2 separate regions of the Mus musculus genome follow, and region 2 is linked to region 1. Evidence: chromatin loops called from intact Hi-C (ENCODE). Cell type or tissue: heart. All regions are shown on one strand.

Region 1 (8,000 bases):
AAATAAAGTAGTAATCAAGACCCATGACATTTACAATATAAAACCAACCAGACATCAACTGTGTAGACTTTCCTACGTTTGCACTATGCGCTCCCGCTCGCTCTCTCTCTCTATATATATATATATGCTATCATAAAGCAGAAAGTGATTTCTCTCTCTCTCTCTCTCTCTATATATATATATATATGTATATATATATATATATATATGCTATCATAAAGCAGAAAGTGATTACTGACCAGATGCATTTATGTTTTTTCAACTTTAAAAATACAAAAACTTTTAATAAGACTAATGTCTGAAACATTTGTAAACCTTAAAATCATCCCCATTTCAATTTGCTATATAGCTAAATGGCTGGCTATTTTCAGACTATCCAGAAATGTAATCAGAAACATTTTTTTCAAGAAACTGAAAGGTTTCCAAATATAACACGGGATCAATCTGACTCTTATTACAGATTACAGAGGAACATCTATTTGCTCACAAGTACTTACAAATTCCAAAAGGACTGCACAAGAAGGTGTTGATTTCTTCTCTATAAGCTTTATGTTTTCCAGTTTGTTTTTTTATTTTGTATCCTCTGAAATATCCAAGTTCTTTGAAGATACTTAACCTATGACTATTTGACATAGAGTTACTTGAAGTCAGCTACCCATATTTACTTTGAAGTTTTCATATGGTCAGATCCAGAGTTAGCCAGGTTCCTTGGATTTAAGAGCAAGGTCTTCTTTACTGTTCCATGTATTTGTCACTGTTGTACTTATCCACTCCAGAAGAAATAGCCAATTTATGTGCCAAAAAGCAGAAACAAAAAGAAAAATTTCACATCTGAAGATTACTTCTAAACATCAGCGTGTATAGACAAATAGCTATCTCAATACTACCATGCTGGTGTGAAAATGGAACATCTTACATTCCCAAGTAAATAAAAGATAAAAAGAAAAAAACGCTGTATTCTTTCAATGTCTTCATTTAGAAAAGCTGTCCCATTGTAATATGAAAAAAGCTGAAGTCAAAAATTACTAAAACTTTTAATAAAGGTAAAAAGAACTGCCACAAAACTTCAGCAATATTTAAACAGTAATTTGAAACTGCTGAAACTACTTGGTACACAAATCAAACATATCTTACAGTTTTGGCTGAAGAACACAAACAGGAGAGGGGAAAGAGACAAAAATAACACCAGATGAAATGCTTTAACCACTTATATAATCCGTTTGACCCAAAATACTGAAGAAATGGCTGGGACTTTTAGTAGCTCGTTGAATTTGTTCACTACTATCAATTCACTTCAGAGATGATTCTTGTCAATTTTAATGAACTTCTGGAGCAAAATTGCCCAAAACAAAAACAAAACTGTAATTCCAAAATGGCCACTTGAAATATCCGGGGCCTTTTAAACAAAACCTAGATGATGATCTTCATACGCCAAATTCAACCACCTGTAAAAGTTGTATTAGGAAAAAACAAAAACAAAAAACTTAAGTCAGTTTTTATTTTCAAATCAAAATTAACCCCCATTTGGAAAAAAATTTAACCTCTGGGGAAAAAATTTTTCCCACACAGCCGTAAAAAGAGAGCTGGGGAAAAAGTCTTTTCCTAGCCCTCGATGAAGTCTACTGAATGAAGGGAGTTAGAAAACTGTGGGCGACGATATCACTGAAGAGTTCCGATTTGAACTGGGAACTGGGTGCAGGTAGTACCCTGGAGGTTGCAAGCGCCCAACTTAAAAACTTTGAGCAAATATTCAAACTACGAAAGTGGCCCACGGTCTCAGCAGTGCTCTTCCCCGATTCTCTCCCATGTGCCAAAGGAAAACAAATGGACAGGTGGTGCTGCCACGGAGCGTCGGGGAACCCGACTCCGAGAGTGAGAGGCGGAAAGGAGCGTGACGCTCCTTCCAAAACGCAATCTCGGAGGACGGAGCAGCTGGATTGTCCCCACTACGGCTTAGTAGGAAGGCCGGCGGGCAGGCCGGCGGGCGGGAGGGGAGCGTGGCAAGGCGAGCGTGGCAGGGCGAGTGGCTACGGTTCGCCCGGGGGCTGACTCCCAAGCCCGGGAGAGCAGCGCTCGGCTCCAGGTGCTCGGCCCCATTCCCTTGAAATTAAGCAAACAGGTTTCGGCCAAAACTCCAGGGGTGGGAGGTGCGGGACGCGACCCGTCCACCCCGTTAAGGACCGTGCTCTCCCCGGGAAAATAAACAGGTCCCGTCGGACTCGGGAGCCGACGCGACTTCGGAGCGCTCGCCTTGGGCGAGCAGCCACCACCACCACCGCAACTGCCACGGAGCCCGGCGCGGCGGGGAGGGCGAAGCGCCGCCGAGCACACGGCGGAAGTCCACGGCTCCGCACGCCGCGACTCCAGTCCCCGGTCCCCCGGTTCCCCGGTTCCCGGGGCCGCCTTGCTGGTGGTGGCCCAGGAAGGCGCGCGTGCCGGGGCCTGGGGTCTTAGCCCGACGCCGCGGGCGCCCCGGCCGTTCCCGGCCTTCGCCGCCGAGCACCACCCCCCCCCACCACGGCCGCCGAGGCCCGCCGCCCACCTCGCCCCACGGCCGCCGCCGCCGCCTCCGCTCCGCCGGGCTGAGTCAACGCCGGCCGGGGGGAGGGAGGGAGGGAGGGAGGACGGGCGGGCGCCCCGCGCCTCACGCCTCACGCCGCCCCCCGGCCGCCCGCACCCTCACGCCTCGCGCCACCAACGCCGCTCCCGACCCCTCAAGCCCCAACGCCGACACGGGCAACCCCTCCCCCGGTCCCCGAGACTCCCGTCCGGGGCCCAGGGGACTGTGTTACCTTCTGCCCCACCAGAGGTGCCCCTGGCCTGGGGGTGCCGCTGCGCTCGATCCCGGGAGGAGGTTTTCGGTACTTTGAATAATCCCCTTTTGCCGCTTTTCCCTCCCCCACAACCAGTCTCAGTCCCAAAATGGCGCCGACCCGATCCGCAATGTTCTGGGCCAAGTCTCGCGAGATCGTGGAAGGTGGCGAGGGAGGGGGGACGCAGCGGAGAGGTTGAGAAGTAAGAGGAGGGAGGCGGGGCGAGGGGAAAAGAGGAGGAAGAAAGGGTGCGGAAGCCGCGGTGCAAACGAACCCACTGGGCGGAGCCGGAGGAGGAGGGCCTCCACCACAGAACCTTCTGGCCCAAGTAGCAGCTCACGCCCCAGGTCAGGGAAGCTCCGCCCTCTACGTCGGCGCCTGGGGGAGAGGAAGGGGCGGGGCTAGACCGGGGGCGGGGCTTTGAGGAGGACCCGGAGGCTGGGCCTGGCGCGGGGGAAGGGCGGGGGCGGGGCGGGGGGCGGGGCGGGGAGGCGGAGTCTCGGCGCGGTGACGTCAGGAGCAGCTGGAGCCGGGGATTACCCCCTGCTGCTGACGTGAGGACGGTGAACAATCCGGAACGTTCGGTGGAAGGGGGAATTCCCGTCCGTTCCCTGAGGAGCGCCTCTGTGCAGCCGCGGGCCCTCCCCGAGCTCGGGAACGGTGGGGTGGAGAGGACGAGCGCAGGCGGTCCGGACGGGCAGGCGGGCTCGCAGGGCGTGCGGCGCTTCTGAGTCTGCCCGGCAGCGCCGCGCAACCCGGAACGGCCGGCGGCGGGCGCCGTTCGTTCGGCTCCGCCTGAAGCCCGCCGTGGCTCGCAGGCCGCTCGGCGCGGGCCCTGAGCGCTCCGTGGGCGGAGCCGGCCCTGCCTGAGTGATTGGGCGCCGCAGTCGCGCGCCACGCGGAGCGTGCGGGACGTTAACACGCGGAAGCCGGGTTAGGGAGGCGCGCGAGGCTCGGCTGCAGCCACCGTTCCCCCGGAGTGCGAAGGGCTGCCAGAGAGCATCGCGCTAGTAATTCCTATTTCTAATAACTCCAAAGGAGATGGATTATTTCATCAGCGTTGTCCTGGGTATCCGCATAGCACAAACGATTATTTAAAAAAAAAAAGTTACGGTATTCACTTTCTCTACATATAGCCAAAGGTTCACTCTGGAAAGGTTGGAGATTTAATTCTAAAAGGAAAAAAGTAGAAGAAATGAGGGAGAAGCGTCCTAAAGAGGGAAAATCACCGGAGCGTCATTTCCCAGAAACTTTTTATATGCATTATAGGGTTTGTAGTTTAGTGCGTTACCCCTATAAGTTCGCCGAATGTAAACTCGCCTTAATTTGTACCTCAATCTTTACCCATCTTGCCCCCTAGGTACAAAGGGAAAAAGGGCTTAAAACTAAAGGATGCTTTTTTCAATCGTGCCAATGTCTAAGATGTGTTTTCCTCACTTTTTACATAAGCTGGTTTCATATTTTAGAAATGATCCAGTTACTCCCTGGACCTTGACTACTCAACCTACCCGGTTTAAACTTCCGTTTGTTTTAGGTGGGTTTGAATATGGGTCGAGTGGGGACGGGAGAGGCAAGGATTCGTGTTGCTTTCTCTAAAGAGCTATGTAGAGAACCTTGAACGCCCGATCCTTTTGCCTCTGCTTTACAAACTCTGGGGTCACAACCATGCCCCACCCCGCCCAGCTCTGTTTTAAGTCTTAATCCAAACTCTTTCCACTACACGAGACCTGAATCCATAAAATTAACGTATATTGAAAAAGAACTTGGGTTGCTTTTGAATTTAGCTCGGATCTCAGCTATGTAACCCAAGCTGGCCTGGAGTTCTCCTTATCCCTTCAAAGACACACCACCTGGTTTCTATTTCTAAGAATTGATATCAAACTAGGCAGAACAGGAAGAGGAGGGAATGCATGGGGACATGAGAAGAAAAAGGGTACCTTTCACCAAGAGTCAGGCATTAAATAAGATGAACAGCACCTGCTTTAGAGAAAACTATTCCAAGAAAGTTAAAATATCCTGGAGTCGTGCCTTACATCTATAATCCCAGCATTCTCTGAGTTCAGATTAACCTCGAGGACATAGCAAAATTCCAGGATAGTCAGGGCTACAAATGAGACCCCGCCTCAGATTTAAAGAATGTTAAAATAGCAATGAACTGTGAATAGGTAAGAACATGTAACCTTCAATATGGTCTTACTCCTTTCCCAGATATTTTCTAGAAATTTGAAAGAAGAAACAGAAAACATCCTAACTTCTCTTACAACCCTAGTGATTTAGGGTTTGACTTTGGTGGGAGAGGGGTTCGAGGCAGGGTTTCTCCGTGTAACCTTGGCTGTCCTGGAACTCACCCTGTAGACCAAACTGGCATCCAACTCAAGAGATCTTCCTCTGCCTCCCCTAGTGCTGGGATTAAAGTTGAGCACCACCTGGCTGGTTTAACCTTTTCAACTGTTAACTGCCCAGTATACCTGGAGAACCACCCTGTGATCTTACTTAAGTTCTGTAACAAGCTTTCAAACTTAACTTCAAAGCACATCAAAATCTTAAATATTTTGATACTGTAAAGACAATGAAATGTGCCGGACTTGGAAAAGCCCACAGCCTTGCTCCTGGGTGTGGTGGTCTTTCACTGAGCCCCTCGTTTTACCCACTGGAGTGAGCAAATAATCTACGCTTTAAAAAGCAATCTCTAAGTCTACTCTAACTCCGCTTCACACCGGCTTCTCCTGGAATTCTTTCTGTAGTGAAGTCAAAGGTCCCACATTACCTGAAAACAGTTACTCAGGCTGTTGAGTTCTGCAGTGCAGGCTGCGTCTCAGTCAGCTTGTCCCTATACCACGAACAGAACCAAAGAACAATTCTAAAGGGCCAAGTTCGACAGTGTGCACACTGTGGAATCCAGGAGCTCAAGACCACAAGACCCTGTTTCAAAAAGCCAAAGGAGGATGGGAGAACACGGTTCTTCTAGACGTCAAAGTGGGGGTGTCTTTACTCTTTATACCTGCTAAGCAAGTGTTGTGTAACCACAGAAAAACCAAGGACCTGTTAGCCGTTCCACCAGCCTGCCCGTCGTTTTCTTTTCCCCAGTTAAGGAAGTCTCCACAAGGCACATCAACTGATAGATTACAAGTGAACACAATATTACACCTTCTGGGGGAAGAGATCTTTCTGTAACCAAGCTCTCTGAGATTTTTCTCTTTTGTTTTCAAGAAATTTTAAATTAGTTCTTACTGTAAATATATATATGCCACATGCATCAACTAATATAGCCCAAGATATCAGCCCAAATATACAATGCTGTAGAAGCAAAGGGTTTTTTTTTTTTTTTCTCGCAACTTGCAGGTAAGAGTGAAAACTGGGGAACAGAAAAGTCCACCAACTGAGAACTGGTTTTAAACAAGTATAGGTCCACCAGCACCTGCCTAGCACACGCCAGACCCTGGGCACTGAAACTCTCTGGAGCCACGGAAAAGGCTTTATTCTCCTTCAATTACAGATTTAAAAGGCAGAATTTTGAAAGTCAAGCAAAGCCAAAGTTTATTCAAAAAGGACAGTTTGATTAGGGTTTAAAAGAAAAGCCGGCAGGCAGGTAAGCTGTCAATCTCAGCAGCTGCCCAGAGGTGAAAGAACTGATAAGGAGAAAGACTTTGACTTAAGCCAGCAAGGAAGTCAGGCATATAGAGTAGACAGGACACTCTAGAGAAAGAATTAAAATGCTCACAGAACCAGAAAAGACGTGGCTAATAGGAGTTCTAGGGGCTAGGGACTCTGGGAAGTAAAAGGGCATTCTCTCATTAAAGGGAAAAATTTCCACTGTCTTTTTGAGGAGAGTGGGGCCTTTTGTGTTTTGTGCTTTTGCTTTGCTTTGCTTTTGCTTTGCTTTGCTTTGCTTTGCTTTGCTTTGCTTTGCTTTGCTTTGCTTTGCTTTGCTTTGCTTTGCTTTGCTTTGCTTTGGAGACAGGGTTTCTCTGTGTAACAGCCCTGGACTAGGCTAACCTGAAACTCACAGAGATCTGCCTGCAGAGTGTTGGGATTGAAGGCCTGCAGCACTACCACCTACTCCCGAACCTTTCTTCTTGACCATAAAGAAACGGATAGTCTCATCATACCAAGCCTTTATAGTCACTGTGTCAGTATGATCTCCCAAACCCACAAGAAATAATAAACAATAATTTGAATAGTCATCACAGCAGGACTTTCACTTTAAATATTGTTGTGCATATATTTGAATATATGCAATAGTATATATTTGAATATACTATTTTATAATTAATATTTAAAACTTAATTTCCGCACTAGTAAGATGGCTCAGCAGGTAAAGACATTTGCAGCCAAACTGACTTCAATCCCTGAAACCCATACTGTAGAAGAGAACTTACCTCCTATAAGTTGTCTGCTAACCAAAACACAAATTCACTCATTCATACACACACACACACACACACACACACACCCCACAATAAACAAGTAAAATAACTAAACTGCCCCTCAAAGTGTGCAACCACTAAAAGGAATAAAGTTATGTATTTGAGATAATATATATATGTGGAAAACTGCCTGGCATAGTGGCACACGCCTTTAATCCCAACATTTGGGAGGCAGAGGCAGGTGGATTTCTGGGTCCAAGGCCAGCCTGGTCTACAAAGTGAGTTCCAGGACAGCCAGGGCTATACAGAGAAACCCTGACTCGACAAACCAAAAAAAAAAAAAAAAAAAAAAAAAAAATGTGGGAAACCTTTAAAAATTGTTTTGAAGTCTGGTCTTCCTCTTCTGTGTTCTCATTATAAAGCCCTATCTACTTCCGCATGGGTCTTTAAAAAAAAAAAAAAAATGGTGGCTCCTGGAGAGTGGGTCTCCTCAAGAGCAGGAAAGGATCTTAGCCTCTGAGCTGTATCTCTCCAGCTTCTAATGGCTGTGTGTTTACCCGTCTTTCCCACTGGACTCAAGGATCCCGAGAAGCAGTATTCTCTCAGCTCACCCACAGCAACCAGTACAGTTTCAGCCAAGCTCTGAATTCCCAGGCATGTTTGTTGAATGCATGGCTTCCCACTGTGAAGATTAACTTTAATTGCCAACTTGATTGAACCGAAGACTGCCTACAAGATTAATAAAGCACACCTCTGAGGGTGTCTGTAAGGGCAATTACAGAGATCAAGAGTGCTCTGACCTAATGAATGGATTAACCAT
Region 2 (8,000 bases), 200 kb after region 1:
TTGGGTCAGAGGGTGTCTCTAGACAGCTAAATATTGATATTGCATTATTGTAACGCTACCACAAACCATTTTCAGAGTAGTTTCGTGATGAAAACTCCACAAAACAGGTCACAAAACTGGCTAGTGCTTTTGAAGCCCTGGCAAAGGAAGAGGGTATTTCCCGAAATTACTATTTGGGGGTGGGGGTGGGGTGGGGTTGAGACAGGGTTTCTCTGTATAGCCCTGGCTGTCCTGGAACTCACTCTGTAGACCAGGCTGGCCTTGAACTCAGAAATCTGCCTGCCTCTGTCTCCCGAGTGCTGGGATTAAAGGCGTGCGCCACCACGCCCGGCTCCCGAAATTACTATTAATGTATGGCCCGGGCAAGACATTTAAAGTATGCTGACAATCTGTTCTGCTGAAGAATTTCCATGTATCTTCTCAAAGATGACAAGGATCAAATAACCAGTTTTACTTACTGTTGGTGTTGAAATGTGTGGAGCCGCAGCATTTCCAGTGCACCTGTCATGCTCTATGCTCTCCTGCAGCATCTGTATTCCCCATCTTCTCTATGGTGTCAGCCTCCTGGTCCAGTTAATTTCATTGGTTCGCCCTTTCTCTGTTTTTACATTTATGTTTTTCTAAAGATGACTGGAAGTCTTCGTACATTGTGATTCATACAGGGTACTGTTATTTAGTTTATTTAGTTTTAAGTTCCCTTGTTCTCACTCCATCTGTCACCTATACGAATTACTTTACCCATAGTCGTTGGGGAACATGGACTTTCATGGTGGTCCTATATATAGTGTCTGACCTGCAGGCACGTCTGTGTCATAGACACCCGTGTAGGACCGTCTATATAATGGCACCTGTTGTTCAGTGACAAAGTACTGTAAAGCAGCAATGACACAAACACTTATTTCAAGTCAGGGGAAGGAAAGGACATTTTATCCCAACCAACACTTGGAAGTCTTGTTAAAAAGAATGAAAGATCCATCTATGTAGCTTTATTGAATAGGGGTGGTGAAGGTGGGGTAGCAAACGTCTTTCTCTAGTGATGAACAGTGGGAAAGCTGTTTGCTTTATCTGCTAATTTGAGCTGCTGGCTCGTGTCCTGGCTTGTGTGTGCTTTGTCTCAGCTGGTCTACCTGAGAACCCCCCTCCCCCAAATGAACCCCTAGTCCCCAGTGTGACTCCATTTCTACTCCAACAAGATGAAAGGAAAGATCGTGAACCAGAAAAAAACTGTAGGTCCAATTGTGCATTGGTGGGAAAGGAGCCACTGACAGATGATTTAAAAAAAAAAAAATGCAGTTCTCCTTAAAGAAGTTAGGGGTGAACAGTTTCTCTGGTATTGAAGAGGTGAACGTGTTTATAAAGAGGGCTCCATTTTAACAACCCTAAAGTTCAGGCATCCCTGGCAGCAAAGGCCTCCACCGTTCTAGGCCATGCTGAGACAAAGCAGCTGCAGCCTACACCAGCTTGGTGCAGGCTGTGATAAAGGAGACCGGCTGGAGCTCTGCCCAAACTGTGGATGGAAAAGCACCTCTTGCTACTGGAGAGTATGATAATGACTTTCCAGACTCGTGGAGAGTTTGATGAGGTTTCTAAGAACCAGGCAAACAGACACTTGCAGAAGTTGCAGCTGCTGCTATTTCTATCATGACTGCTTTCTGAAATTTTGTTATTTTGCTCATGGATTTGATAAAATTGAGACCTCTAATATTTAAGCCCAGGCTCCCTGGTTACCTTTTCAAGTTTTGCTTATATACAATACAATTCGTCAAAGCTGTCAAAATGTCAAGAGAACCTGAAGAAACCTTACTACTCTGTTCATGGAGAACTGCAAGGCCATATATTTCTCAGAATTGGCCAGGAGAATCTAAGGCCACACTTGTGAGGATGTGATAAATTTGTAGGATGAAACTTTTTTTTTTTTATGATGTAAATAAGGGGCAGGCTGTTGGCTACCTGGCTGGAGCCGAGCTGCTGAGCAGTGCTTTCTGGCTTTATCAGAGGGTGTGGGTGCGCACTGCCCCTCACTAACCCTGGTCACTCTGCTCCATTTCAAGCCACAGGGTTTTTTGTTTTGTTTTGTTTTTTAACTTTTACAACTTTGAACGCCTCGTTGAAGATGGTAGGGACAACATGTGCCAAGCCTGTTTTTGAGTTATTTGATTGGACAAAAGTTTGTGATATCATTCACAGTAGGGGAAGTGTAATTTTCCATGTCTTTTGGATGTTTTGAAGTTGAGTGACTTTTTTCTTCTGTAAAATTTCCACGAATAAATAACTTTTACCCGTGTTTTTAGGTTGATTTTTTTTTTTTTTTTGCCTTGGTAATCCTCTTTAAAAGTAACCGTTGCTTCTTCCCATAACCCATCTCCATCCTCATCCAGTGAGGGAATTGGAGACCCTAGGCTCAAACCTGAACAGTGTAATTAAGGTTTAAAGTTATGAAAAGTTTTAGCATCTTAAAAATGCTTAAATTTATGAAGCTACAGTGCAAACCTCATTTTGCCATTAATATTTATTACAAGCTCCTGGCAGGCATCTGGGAGGAGAGCTCTGGTCTTCACGGACACTCTAAGCCCCTGTAAGGTCTTAGCACACCTTCCTGTTTGTATATTATCTTCTCATGGATCTGTTTTCATACACAGGATTATTTCTTGAAGCCTATGCAGAAACAGATACATCTGCTAAGTCTCTCTCTCTCTTCCATGTATCCACTTATCCAGGAGACCACATTTATTGTATGTATAATCTCAAACAATGTTGTTTTTATTTACCCCCGAGGTAGGTGTGAGAGGCAGTTTTTGCAATTTGGTTCAGGGTCTTTGACACTCTGCTTTTTAAAAGGTTTATCAAGTGTATATCTTCGGGTCATCTTCTAGACTATTTGTGATTAATAACTCCTAGAACTGGTCTTTAAAAAAAAAAAAGTGTACAGGCTATGAATGTCGCGCAAGCACGCTCATCATGTCTGGCTCCGTCTGTCAGTCTTTCTGCCTTCTGAATTGCCATCATCTTCCAGAGCCTGTCTGGCAAATGTCTACTTCCACAGTTCACTCCAAGCCACTGAACGCCGATGCGCATTCCATTCCTGCAGGTGCCTAGCCGTCCTGCTTCCTGTCCGGGTCTCTCTCCTCTTTTGCCCATCAGCGGCTCGCTCACTTGCCATCGCGTACTCTTCTCACTTCGGGAAAGTCCGTCGAGTCCTCCTCCGAGTCTCCCGCCACCCTCCTTCCTCCCCCGCCCCGGGCTCGCCCTCCCTCCCTCCCTCCCTCCCTCCGGCCCCCCCACCGCACCCACCGGCCGGTCCCCGCGCTCGCCCGCAGTTCAGCTGGAACTTTACTCCAGCCGGGGCAGAGCGCCGTGGGCGCGCGGGGCGGGCGCGTGCAGGAGCGGCGGCCGCGGGAGCGCCGGACGGCGTGGGTGTGCGAGCGGGCCGGGGGCGTCGCGGGCCGGCCTGCCCTATAAGGGGCCGAGCCGCCTCTGCCTCCGGGCGGGTGCCTGGCGGGCCGCGGCGGCGGCAGCGGCGGCGGCGGCTGCGATTGGCTCAGGCGCCCCATCCGGGGACTGGGCTCGGCGCTGCTCGTTCGCCCTAAAGGTACCAATATGGCGGAGGTGAGCGGAGAAACCGGGCAGCGGCGGCCGTGCTGGAGCGGGAGCCGGGCGGCCCTCCGAAGCCCCGCAGCCGGCCCGAGAGCCACGGCTCCTCCCGCGGGTCCTCGGAAGGCGGCGCGGCGGCGACGGGGGATGGGGGGCGCGGGGCGGCGGCGAGGCGCGGCGAGGCTGCCGGAGGGGCGGGAGCGGGCGCGGGAGCGGTCTCCCTTCGGGACTAGGCCGCGGCGGCTCCGACCCCGGCCGGGCCGGGCGGCGGGGCCGGGCGGCGGAGGGCGGCGGCGGCGAGCCTCGGGCCGGGGTAGCCTCCGGGCCGTGGCCGGGGCGGCTGACGCGGGCCGCCGTTCGCTCGGCGCCTCCTCCCGGGATCGGGGTGGGTGGAGAGCGGCCGATCCTCGGTCGGCGGCTGGAATGCAGCGCGGAGAGCGGGCTGCGCCACTGCCCCGCCGGAGTGAGCCGACCCGGCCCTCGGCAATCCGGCCGCCCGCCGCCTCTCCTGACCGGGGGCTCCGAGGCCAGCGGGAGCGGAGCGGGACTCTCTACCCCGAAGCCTGCGAGGTGCGGCGTCCCCGGGCGCAGAGACCGACCCACACCTCGACGCCCTCGCCCGCCGAGCGGCCCGAGAGTCTCTTTACCCCGGGCCGGACTTGGGGGGGGGGGCACCGGGCGACCCGGGCTGCCGGGCACCGGGCTCCCCTGGGACGGGCAAGCTGGGGGAGGGGGCGGCGTGATGGGAGCACCGGGGCTGGGCAGGAGCGAGCTGTGTGTGCTAGGGCCGAGCTGGCGGGCCGGGGACCGACCGCTCCCCCGGGGGAGGACCCGGCTGGTCCCAGACTCAGTGGTCGCGGCTCCTCCGACCTCAGCGGCTGGTGGGTGGGGGTGGGGAGGTGGGGGCGGGAGGGTGCTCCCGCGTTGGGTTGGGGACCAGTGTCAGGGTCGAGCTGGCCTACGCTTGGGGCAGTCGACAAACCCTGGAGTTGGGGCGCCCGCGCACTCCAAGGGCAGGCTGTGTGTGTGTGTCTCAGAGGGTGAGACCCTCCTAGGGGACGGGGTTGCGTTTCGAGGAGTTGCTCTAGGGCCAGCGGAGAGCTGGGTGAGCTGCTGTAGTCGGGGGACTCGTGAGATGCCCGGGATGAAGGATTGATGCTGCGAGCCGGGTAAGCTCTGGCTTCGGCTTCCCGGCTTTGTAACTTGCCGAGCTCTAAACGGTGTCTCGGAGTTGCCCGTTTCAACTCCAGCCCTCGTCCGGAGTCTGCGAGTTTGTACACTGGGGACTTGGGGAGGAAGGCGAGGCAGCCAAGAGGGGGCCCGAAAGGGGCCGGGAGCGATTGGAGCGAAGCTACGTCTTGCACTTTTTGGCAGCTGCCTGGGAGCGCTCGGCTCCGCCCCCTCTGCGCCCTGTTGCCTGCGCTGCCTCCTTTTCCTTGCTACAGGATTCAACCTCACAGTTTTCTTTTCTCTCTCTCACTCTCCCAGGCTTCCTTTGGAAGTTCGAGCCCAGGTTTGTTCAATTTTCTTACCTCTTCCGGGGGTCGGGGGTCGGGGGGGTTGTCCCAGAGGGAGATAGGATTGGCTGGTAAAAGGATTCTCTGTACAACCACAGAAATGTACCCTGCTATATTTTTTCATCATTTGGATCTTAAAGAATTCCAATGTAGTTTTACGTTGTTAGAGAGGAGGGAATAGTTGTGCTCAGTGCACGGTGGAAAAAGTACCCCAGAAACCTTATTACAAAGTCTTTTATTCTCACATAACTTTTTTTATTGTTTGACTCTAAGCTGGAAATAATGAATCCCAAATCAACCTTCTACAAATTAACAGCTTGTTTTATTTTTATTTATTAAAAATAAATTGTCCTTTTAACTTGTCAGAACTTGGGGCAACTTGGATTATTAGCTTTTAACTCCATTTTTCTTTACTATGGCTCTCAAGTGTCTGTTATATTTAAACTGAAAATTGGGTTAGGTAAAGCTACCTTAATAATAAAGGAAAAAAGCAATGTGTGTCTTCCTGGTTTTGCACAGAGACGTATTAATATGGTTAGCTTACCTAGTACAGAAGCCAGAAAATATATTGAGGATCCAATAAAAGGAGTCCACGGAATCTGCGCGGGTGTGCCTACATGGGAGGGAGGTTGTAGTCTTTCTCTCTCTCTCCTTATCTGCTAAACTGTTTTAGGTTCTCAAACTTTCTCTAGCTGCCTTGTCCCACTTGTTCCAGAAAAGTGCCTCTGGAATTCTCCAACCCCTTTATTGTACTTGGAGGCAATTAGAATTGTTTTGCAAAGAGTCACCCAGCATAATGGAGTCTATGCTTAATTTTCCCCCTTTTTTGTATAGGGACTACCAAGGGCTAAGCAAGTTCTCTGCCATTATCCCCGGGCTCACTCCAGATGACCCCCGCCACACACACACACACACACACACACACACACACACACACACACACACACACACACACAGGGTTTCTCTGGTTTAGCTGTCCTGGAACTCACTCTGTAGACCAGGCTGCCCTCAAACTCAGAAATCCGCCTGCCTCCCGAGTGCTGGGATTAAAGGCGTGCGCCACCACGCCCGGCCTGCAGAATTTCTTTACATGCTGCTTTAGAGAGACCAAGCCACTTACTTACCTTGCAGTCTTACTTTTTGTATTTAGCTAACTTTCAAAGACCTATTTAGGTATCTTTTAAGGAGGTAAAATAATAGAATGATTATGTGATTGTAAAATCATTGTGGACATCTGTACAAGTGTTTTTAAATTTTTCCTAACTTTGAGACAAGCAGCTCTTATGACACAAGTTCAGGGAAAGAATATTTATATACATGATTTGAACATGATAATATAATTTTCCATTTTGCATCATTATCTGTAAGAAGTTGCAATTTCAATAAAAATCCAAAAGGCAGTGTGGCTTTAGTATCTAAGCAGACACTTAGTTTTTAATGACTTAGTCAATAGAGAGAATTTTAGATCTGGAAGGGACTCACAGATCATTGCCTTTAGCCCTGTGTATTTTACAAATGAAAACCCAAGCTAGACCTAGGAATTTTGAATGGCCTGCTTCAAGTCTCAAGTCACAAAGCCAGGAGTTCAGGGCCTTCTGTTTTATCCTCGACACTGGCATACCACAGATGTTTCTCAGGAAAGAAAACTTATAAAGGTGGTGTTCTGGTTTTGAGCTAATGAGTAAATATTTCATTCTCTAAAAGCAATATCTATTTCAACAAAAATGAGCATATACTATTTTTTTTTAGCTTTAAAGAAATAACAAAACCTTGCAAGTCTTATGGAAGTGGAAATTTGTATTTGTGGGAATAGGAGTGGGCTAATGCATATAATTCTCTGAACTCAGAAACATGGAACTGTAGTTGGAACCTCTCCACCATGAGAACATTTGGGCCTAGTTCACTGTTTTGGTAATGATCTCGCATGGCCCTTAAATGTTAGAAATTTTAAACGAGTAATAGCTTTCTTAAAAACAGAGCAAACTGTTGAATATTCTTCCGTATACCTGGCCACACCCTTGGGTCTCAGGATCCCTCTTCCCAAGCTCTGAGCTTCACTGGTCCCATTGCATTCAGTCCTAGCGTAAAACCAATGGAGGCAGGCAGGGAGGGAGGCCTGTGTTCCCCTGAGCTTGTCTCATTCTCTGGGAGCAGAAGATCCGATTTATTTACTTATTTTTGAACTAGTTGATTACATTCTTAAAACTATGGTATTAAACAAGTTTGTACTGACAGTAGCAACTTGGCCGTGGGATGTCTTCCAAAACCTACAGATAGAATTTTTTGTGTTACCTTCCCATAAATCTAAGACGTTTGTTTGTTTGGTTTGTTTTTCGAGACAGGGTTTCTCTGTGCAGCCCTGGCTGTCCTGGAACTCACTCTGTAGACCAGGCTGTCCTTGAACTCAGAAATCCATCTGCCTCTGCCTCCCAAGTTCTGGGATTAAAGGTGTGCGCCACCATAGAATCACTTTATTCAGATCTTAAAATTCCTCAGAATCAGACAAGCATTAAAAGTGCAAATCCATGTTCTAGATTGCTTTTAAAAATCTTAGAATTGCTGGGCAATGGTGGCGCACGCCTTTAATCCCAGAACTTGGGAGGCAGAGGCAGGCAGATTTCTGAGTTCGAGGCCAGCCTGGTTACAAAGTGAGTTCCAGGACAGCCAGGGCTATACAGAGAGAGAAACCCTGTCTCACAAACAAACAAACAAACAAACAAATAAACAAACTTAATTGTTATATATAGCTGCTTCATAGAAGTATTTGTCTTAAAAGCCAATTTTCTATTGAATTTGTGTCTGTTTAGGGTTATAATTAATGTAAAATATATAATCTCTTCTGAAATGTTAATGTTAGTTTGTTGACTCTTTTCTGGAAGTCTCCCATTCCTG

The links. Peaks named below come from ENCODE experiments on the same cell type or tissue, not always from the same donor. Only the 100,000 strongest peaks of a DNase experiment are listed, where the experiment ranks them.
Region 2: a loop joins it to region 1, with 4 times the contacts of the local background. A loop is called at or near these places in 11 of 42 quality-filtered maps.

What each region holds. Positions count from the first base shown.
Region 1 is chr13:111,486,926-111,494,925 of GRCm38, forward strand. It overlaps Gpbp1 (GC-rich promoter binding protein 1), which reads right to left and starts at 3,202. Exons shown (of 13, transcript NM_028487.5): 1 at 2,793-3,202; 2 at 498-1,445. In heart, no CTCF peak of the experiment used is centred here; DNase peaks (open chromatin) are centred at 2,076, 2,446 and 3,076; H3K4me3 peaks cover 3,059 bases; H3K27ac peaks cover 2,346 bases; H3K27me3 peaks cover 1,204 bases.
Region 2 is chr13:111,682,749-111,690,748 of GRCm38, forward strand. It overlaps Mier3 (MIER family member 3), which reads left to right and starts at 3,430. Exons shown (of 13, transcript NM_172593.3): 1 at 3,430-3,606; 2 at 5,080-5,104. The coding sequence starts at 3,598. In heart, no CTCF peak of the experiment used is centred here; DNase peaks (open chromatin) are centred at 3,513, 4,163 and 4,853; H3K4me3 peaks cover 2,884 bases; H3K27ac peaks cover 2,287 bases.